Regions from separate parts of the Homo sapiens genome. Here region 1 is linked to region 2. A link is an interaction called in ENCODE POLR2A ChIA-PET data of the cell type or tissue named here. Cell type or tissue: HepG2. All regions are shown on one strand.

Region 1 (4,000 bases), 120 kb before region 2:
TTGCCACCCCTGAGCTTGCGACCTTGGGCAGGCAGCTCTATCCGTCTGAGCCCTGGCTCCCTCCTCAACAGCAGTGGCCATTATGACACTACGATAACGTGAAGCACTCACATGTAAAATGCTGGCCCAGCTAAGCTCCTGCTGTGTGAGGCAGGTCCTATCATCAGCCCCATTTGAAAGAAGGGGACACAGAGGCTCAGGAGCTTCACAGAACTTCCTGACATCACATAGTTGTCTAGGGGTAGGTGTGGATTTGAACCTGGGGGGTCTGGCTCCAGGGTGTGTGGCCCTAGCCTCTTGATTGCAATGGCTTCCTCGGCAGGGCTGTGGCACAGTTTAAACAACACAATGGCTTACACCTGGGCACAGCAGGTGCACTGATGATGGTGGCTTTCAAGCTGCTCAAGTCCGGCAGCTTGAGCAAGCCTTTCAGGTGCTTCGTGTTGGGTCAGCACAAAGGGCCACTCTGTGGGACATGGTGGGGACAGGAGGACAGGCCAGATTCTGCATTTGTTCTTTGCTGGATGTGGAGAGAGGGCAGGATGGGAAAGCCATGGCCTCCACCAGGCCAAGCACTGCTTTGAGATGCTAGACCACTGTGCTGAGCCCGTGGACATTTCCCTTGGGCTTCATGCTGGAAATCTGGCCAAAAAAAGAACGTTTTTCTCCCCAAATGCCCAAGACTTTGTAAATGTCAACTATTTCAGAGCATTTTCCGGGTTACTAAGAGCGGTGGTGGGGGTTTTTGAGGAAGGCTCATTCCATCCACACTGACTCTTCCTGCCACCCAGCCATCCGTGAGGTTCAACAGGACATCCGTGAGCCAGGAGGCTGGAGTGTGCCTGGAACCCAGCACCGGAGACCCAGCTGTGGGCCGGTGAGGTCATCGTGCTCAGAAAGCCACAACAAAGGGGCACGTAGGTTACCCCAGAAGCTCTGCAGAGCCTTCAAATCAACTTAGCAGGAAGAGAAAGAACAAAGGACAAGAGATAACTTTTGTTCTCAGGAAGCCGGTAGAAGAGGTAGAAGAAGCAGGCACCCTCTCCAGGGATGAACTTTGAGACTCCGGGCAGGGGACCTTGCTTTCTGACTCTTGCTTGCCCCAGCTATAAAAGTAGGACTAATAACTTTATACAGTATTTACATACTTATCTCCTTATTTTGTGTAAAGCACCTAGCCCAGTGCCTAGCACATAGTTGGCATTCAATAAATAGGATTTTTATCCTGGGACCTTAAATAAGTCTGTAAGGCTAGAAGTAGACCACATATGCCATGAGCCTGAATTTTACCAGCTAGCAAATATTTTCAGAGGAGTCACTGCACTTCACAGTCCAAACTTTGCAGTTCATACAGTTGAAGCATCTGCTCCCCAAATCACGCTGTGAATTTCTCACCCTCAACATGGAAACTGAGGCGGCGACTTTCAAGGACTGAGCTCACAGCAGGGAGTGACAGAGACAGTAAAACAATCCAGCAGCCAGGCTGATGGGTTTTGGAATGTGTTTTTGTGATTACTCTGAGGCTTCAGCAAGCAGGCTGTGTAAGTGTGAAGAGATGTTGCAAAACAGCCATTCCTATCACACTGGGATAATATTGACTTTTGGCCCTTTGGGAATTTGAGATGTTAAAAAAAATAATACTGTGTGTGTTTTTGGAGAAAAGCATATTTATACTAAATGCCATGGCTGGACAGCTGCAAATAAAGAAAACTGTATTTTAGTCATGGGATTCTGGTTATAGAGAGAAAAGAAGTGTAGAAAGCTGTAACCTCAGCAGAGGTGCCAGGAGGTGGGAACAGAACCCACTGGTGTCTCCATCATGCCAAGCTTGGAGGTTCTGTCTGAGATGACAAGCCAAGCTATGAGTGGGCCACCCCGGAGACCCCCACCAGTTCCTGGGGACCCTTCTAGTCACCACAACTCCCGAAGGCCTTCTGGACAGAACAAGACCCACAAGACACACAAGGACTGTTGGGTCAGAAGTTGGGATCATCGAGATGCCCTTGCTAGCTAAATGCACAGAGAACATTCGGGGAGGGAAACCAAGCCTTCTTAAGATTTTGCCTTAAGCTAGCTCTGTGGCTTCCCACTCCCTCAGTCAAATTGGTCACCAAATCCTGTTAGTTTCTCAGCGTAGCTATTTCTGTTTTCACTTCATGGTTATTTACCCTGAGGAAACCCTTGCGCAAGGGCACTTGGAGATGCCTATTTGTTAAAGGACAAAAAATTGGCCACCACCTAAACATCCATCAGTAGGGGACTGGCTCAATGAACAGTGGTTTGACCAGATGATCGCAGCAGTCAAAATCGAATGAGGGTGCGCCTGCGAACTAAAATGAAAAACACTCCAGGATACGCTGTTGAGTGAAAACAGTGGTCATTTAGGTTTTTTGAAACAAGCAATATAATCCTATAGTACAAGTAAGTGGCAAATGGCCAGAGAAAGGTAAGGAAGGCCGCACCCCAGCCTGTGGGACTTTTCTCATCCGCCCACGGGCATCACCTGACGCACAGCTGTGAGCATGCAGTGAAGGGGCCAGAATGTGTCTTGTGGCCTTCCCACTCCACCCTTCTCCTCTGCCCTTCCCAACTCCAGTCAGTTAAAACCCAAGTCCATTTTGCCACCCATGTCCCCTGATCTGTCTTAGAACCTTCAATGGCTTCCTGCTGCTTCTAGGATAAAATTCGAACCATGGGGCAAGCTCACAAAGCGCTTTGCTATCGGGCCCTGCTGAGCTTCCCAGCTCTCTGTTCATCCCTACCCTGCAGCCACACCTTTGCATGTGCCAAGCCAGAAGCACCACAGAGCCCACTAGCTGGCAAGACTTGCTCACAGTCCCTCCCCCTGACCCCAGGCTTCTCTGTAAGCCCTGTGCAGTGTTTATTTGATTCATCAAGGGCCTTAGTAAACGCTTGCTCAGCCAACCTTCCTTTTCCTGACCCTCGTCAACATGTTTGTCATGTCACTTCCTTGGAATTGTAAAAGTTCCTTTAAAAAATGCCAATTCTTTCCCTACCCCAATTCTTCTCCACCAGGCGGTCCCGTACCCTGGCCCCCAGGAGCTGCCGTGCTTTGAAGAGGCCATCAGCAGCATGAAGGAAACGGCCACGTGGAAAATCAAATGGCTTCTGCCTGTCTCTGAGGCACCATTATTGCTGCATCTCTGCCTTTTGATTCAGTTGGTTTTTCCCATTCTTAGTGGGTCCTCACGAACTAACTCTCCTTCCCACCAACTGTGCACTCGGCAATACTGCTTATTTGCATTTCCCTTTTTTTTGAGAGGGAGTCTCGCTCTGTTACCCAGGCTGGAGTGCAGTGGTGCGACCTTGGTTCACTGCAACCTCCACCTGCCAGGTCCAAGCAATTCTCCTGCCTCAGCCTCCTGAGTAGCTGGGACTACAGGCACACACCACCACGCCCGGCTACTTTTTGTATTTTTAGTAGAGATGGGATTTCACCATGTTGGCATTTCACTTTTTTTTTTTTTTTTTTTTTTTTAGATGGAGTCTCGCTCTGTCACCCAGCTAGTCTGGAACTCCTGACCTCAGGTGATCCACTCGCCTCGGCCTCCCAAAGTGCTGGGATTAAAGGTGTGAGCCACCACGCCCAGCTGGCATTTCATTTTCTTGGATCCCAAAGGCACTCTAATTCTTGGGAAGTGGTTCCCAAACCTTGTTCCAGGGGATTGTCTTTGAGCTAGTCAGAGAGATTTTAAGGCAAAAATCAAATCAAGATGGACTTTTATCAACTTACATACAGAATTAAGGGCTAGGAATTTTTCGTTTCTCGGTTTTCTGCCATAAAGGGGCCTTCACACCTTGGCATCTCCTATCACTTGTCTGTTAATGAGAACTTGCGGTTGATAAAACAAATGATTCAGAAGCAAAGAAAAAAAACACCAACAGAAAAGGCTTAGGATGTTTCCTTGGGTGATTTTATGGACTTTTCCTTTAGATACAGACTTGAGACACAGATGCAAGTCATGCTCTCTGATGACTT
Region 2 (4,000 bases):
CATTCTCCTGCCTCAGCCTCCTGAGTAGCTGGGACTACAGGCACCCGCCACCACACCCAGCTAATCTTTTGTATTTTTATTACAGACAGGGTTTCACCGTGTTGGCCAGGATGGTCTCCATCTCCTGACCTCATGATCTGCCTGTCTCGGCCTCCCAAAGTGCTGGGATTACAGGCGTGAGCTACCGCGCCTGGCCCAAGCTTGTTTCTATCCAAGGATCTTTACACAGTAATTTCCTCTGCCTGGAAGGCTCTCACACCAGGTCTCTCCTAGCCAGGTGTGACTGGGGTGCATCATTCAAGGCTCAGTTCACATGTCGCCTCCACGGAGACATCTTCCTGGACGCCCTCTTCACCTGTTTTTTTTTTTTTTTTCTTTTTTGAGACAGGGTCTTGCTCTGACACCCAGCCTAGAGTGCAGTGGTGTGATCATGGCTCACTGTAGCCTTGACCACCTGGGCTCCCGAGTAGCTAGGAACACAGGTACATGCCAGCACACCCGGCTAATTTTTTAGTATTTGTAGAGATGGGGTCTCACTATGTTGCCCAGGCTGGTCTCAAACTTCTGAGCTCAAATGATCCTCCCACCTTGGCCTCCCAAAGTGCTGGGATTATAGGCGTGAGCCACCACACCGGCCTTCACCTGCCTTTTTTTTTTTTTTTTTAATACCTCTTTAAAAATTGTTATTAACTAAACTAAACTCTACACTTTGGGCAGATTTCATTAGTTTTTCCCAATGTCTTTTTTCTGTTCCAGGATCCCTTTTACATTGAGTCCTCATTCTTAGGTTCCTCTGGATGTGACGTTTCTCAGACTGTCCTTGCTTGTGATGACCTGGACATTTTGAGGAGTACTGGTCAGGCATTCTTGAGAGTCCCTCACTCTGGGTTTGTGCAATGTCTTTCTGCTATTTAGACTGGGGTTACAGGTTTTGAGGAGGAGGACCACAGAGGGGAAGTACCCTTCTCATCACATCCTATCAGGGCACATACTATCAATATGACTTATAACTGTTGATGTTAATCTCCAATACTTGGCCAAGCTAATGTTCATCAGCTTTCGCCACTGTGAAGTCACTTTTCCTCCTCCTTCCATACCATACTCTGTGGAAGAAAGTCAGTAAACACAGGCCACACTTAGAGAATGGGACATTAGGTTCTGAAACGTCTTCGCGTATCTCCATAAATTATTTGGCATTCTTCTGTAGAGGAGATTTGTCCTTCCTCCCCCTTATCTTGATTTTACTTAATAATAATAGCATTCATTGTGACTTGGCTCTTACATTCTCTATTGTTCTGCTTCTTTACTGTCTGCCTTCCTCCACTAGAACAGGGGTTTTGTAGCTGTCTTATGTGTCTTGTTCTCCACTGTCTAATCCAGTGTCTGGCACAGAGTAGGCACACAATAAGTATCTCTTGAAGTGATAAATGAGCGACTGGTCTAGCCCAACACGAGATGTTTTGGCAGCGGGCCCGAGTGGCAATGATTCATGGTAGCTGTGATCTGAGGCGGGGTGGGCCACTCCCCGACAAAGTCTGTGATCAATGTGGTCACAAAGTGTTCTCGTGGGGAGATATCTCATGCCCCAAGAGACTCTCCCCAGACTGTTAGGCATGACTGTACCTGCAGGCACCCCTTGGCATGGAGGAGCACCCCCCCCCCCGCCCCGATATTCACATGGGCCCCGGCCCTATGTGAGGTTCACTCTCACCATCCCCCTTCCCTCCCATCTGATCTGAAGTCAGATGTCAAAGATCAGAGTCTCCCACAGGGCGGGCCCCATCACACAGGTGGGAGCCAACAGTGCTTTCTAAGTGGTGTGTGGACAAATGCTTTGTTTGCATAGTTTTGTACTTATTTCATTGTGCATTGGAAGAAAATTCTAGCTGCACAGAAAGCCTTCTGTGGATATTAGTGCTTAGAATAAGGCTAAATTTTGGGAAAAAAACAAGTGAGTCAATTCAAAGAAAGCTATCCAGTAAACAGCAGAGCAAACAGTACACAGATATGGCCAAGAGCTGGAATGTGGGCTGGGCGTGGAGGCTCATGCCTGTAATCCTAGCATTTTGGGAGGCTGAGGCAAGAGGATCCCTTGAGGTCAAGAGTTTGAGATCAGCCTGGCCAACATGGTGAAACCTATCACAAACATTAGCTGGGTGTGGTGGCGGGCGCCTGTAATCCCAACTACTGGGGAGGCTGAGGCATGAGAATCGCTTGAACCCAGGGGGTGGGGGTTGCAGTGAGCCAAGATTGGGCCACTGCACTCCAGCCTGGGTGACAGAGTGAGACTCTGTTTCAAAAAAAAAAAAGAAAAAAAAAGAAAAAAAAGAGTTCGAACGTGGTGCAGACTGCTGTCGGGGAAACATAATTCTCTTTCCCTTCTGCCATTTTCACCTTCACCAGCCTCCTTCAGGCACCTAGTGTCCTCCAACTACCTTGGCCATCTCCAAAGTGGGTATGGACCTCAGTGGGCATGCAAGATGATTCCCTAGGCAGTAGGTCTTTTAACGCTTCTCATCTTTTAAAATCTATTTTGTTTTATACTGTCCATAATACTAGCATGATCATATTATATATAATTTATAATACATAAATTTTTACACATATTTGGGAGATGTATGCTTAAATGTCATATGTATAGGTTTGCTTGTGTTTACTAACAAGGCTTGCCATCAGACATCTGAAGACTCCCAAGCAAGCCTGTGAGGCTAGCCTCCTCCTCGTCTCCCAGCCTCTGGCCTCTGCCCCATGAGGCAGAGGACGTGGCATAGGCCCACCTCCCCTACAGCTGCAAGTTCTCCTTCCCCAGGCTCAGCTCTGCCCTGCTTGGTTGACACAGTGGGAACTCAGCTCCAAGTACTTCCTAAGGTTACAGGGCCAAGCCCCAGCACCCTGGCCTGGAGGCCAAGCTTTGTGACGTAGTTGTCCCCTTTCTGGCTTAATCTCGTTGGACACCAGCAGAATTCCGGAGCAGAGAAGAGGGTGAAGACAATTCAGCACCAAGCTCATCCAACTTTTTTTTTAAGCAGCTGAATACTAATTTGCAGGACAATTTTCCAGGGCATCCCACCACAGTCAGCAGATGAGCGCAGAGCTGCTCCAGGAAAGGGTGGTGGGCATCAAATGCCTCTGACTGCCGTGGGCTCCCTCGTGCACTCCATGAGGCCCCTTTCTGGAATTCTACGGCTTCACACAAAACTGCTTGAAAACCACCGTCTGGTCCAACCCTGGATATTGAGTATGAGTGCACAGAAACCCACAAGTGCAGTGATTCTTAACACAGCTGGAAATGCAGCAGCAAAGCCAGGACCGCTCCCCCTTCCTCACCCCCAACCCCCGTGTCACATCTTGACGCAGAACCAGACCCACATGGGCCTCTCCACACAAAATGGGATTTCCACACCCTGGCTGTGACACCTGTGCGCACAGCTGCACCTCACAGTCCTCATCCAGCTAGCACAGCTGTAGAGTGAGTGGCTCCACTTAATTTTCTAGATGAATGCGGATCAGATCTTCAAATGTCAAGGAAAGGTTTCTTGCTCTTCTTTTTGATAGTTTTATCCAAACAACCCTTATAGGTACTGAAACAACCCTTATAGGTCTGCCAATTCCCTGAAGCTCTATGCAAAGTGCTATGTGGGCATGGGACCAGTTGGTAGCAGGTTTTTGGGGGAAAGGGCTCCCCAGATTCTCACTGCTCTAAAGTGAGTATCATCTTTAGAAGAGGACATCAAAGAGGACTTGACCTCCCCTGATGATCAGGGTCACAGGGAACCTCCTCATAGTGCTACACCTGAAGTTGGCACGGTTCTGTGCCACTCCGGGCCCCAACTCCAATTGTCCCTGTTGTCACTGGCCAGCCTCCCTCCCAAGGTGCGGGCGCCACACTGCTGCCACCAAGGAAAGCAGCTCAGTAGGCTATGTGGATACAGAGTTCCACCTATGGTCCCCAAGGCCGGGACTGAGGCACTGAGGCTGGATTTCCAGGGGGCTCTGACTG

The links. ChIA-PET counts read pairs that join two places held together with the same protein. Peaks named below come from ENCODE experiments on the same cell type or tissue, not always from the same donor. Only the 100,000 strongest peaks of a DNase experiment are listed, where the experiment ranks them.
Region 1: POLR2A ChIA-PET joins it to region 2 with 7 read pairs; 5 of 35 experiments call an interaction of 5 or more read pairs at or near these places.

Annotation. Positions count from the first base shown.
Region 1 is chr16:11,137,087-11,141,086 of GRCh38, reverse strand. All of the region lies in intron 22 of CLEC16A (C-type lectin domain containing 16A), which reads right to left. Among named protein-coding and RNA genes, the nearest start is that of SOCS1, 120 kb to the left of the region's middle. RefSeq lists enhancers at 1-360, 361-939. In HepG2, no CTCF peak of the experiment used is centred here; DNase peaks (open chromatin) are centred at 916, 1,576 and 2,186.
Region 2 is chr16:11,014,664-11,018,663 of GRCh38, reverse strand. All of the region lies in intron 11 of CLEC16A (C-type lectin domain containing 16A), which reads right to left. Among named protein-coding and RNA genes, the nearest start is that of CLEC16A, 72 kb to the right of the region's middle. RefSeq lists a silencer at 1,658-1,952. In HepG2, no CTCF peak of the experiment used is centred here; DNase peaks (open chromatin) are centred at 1,463 and 1,823.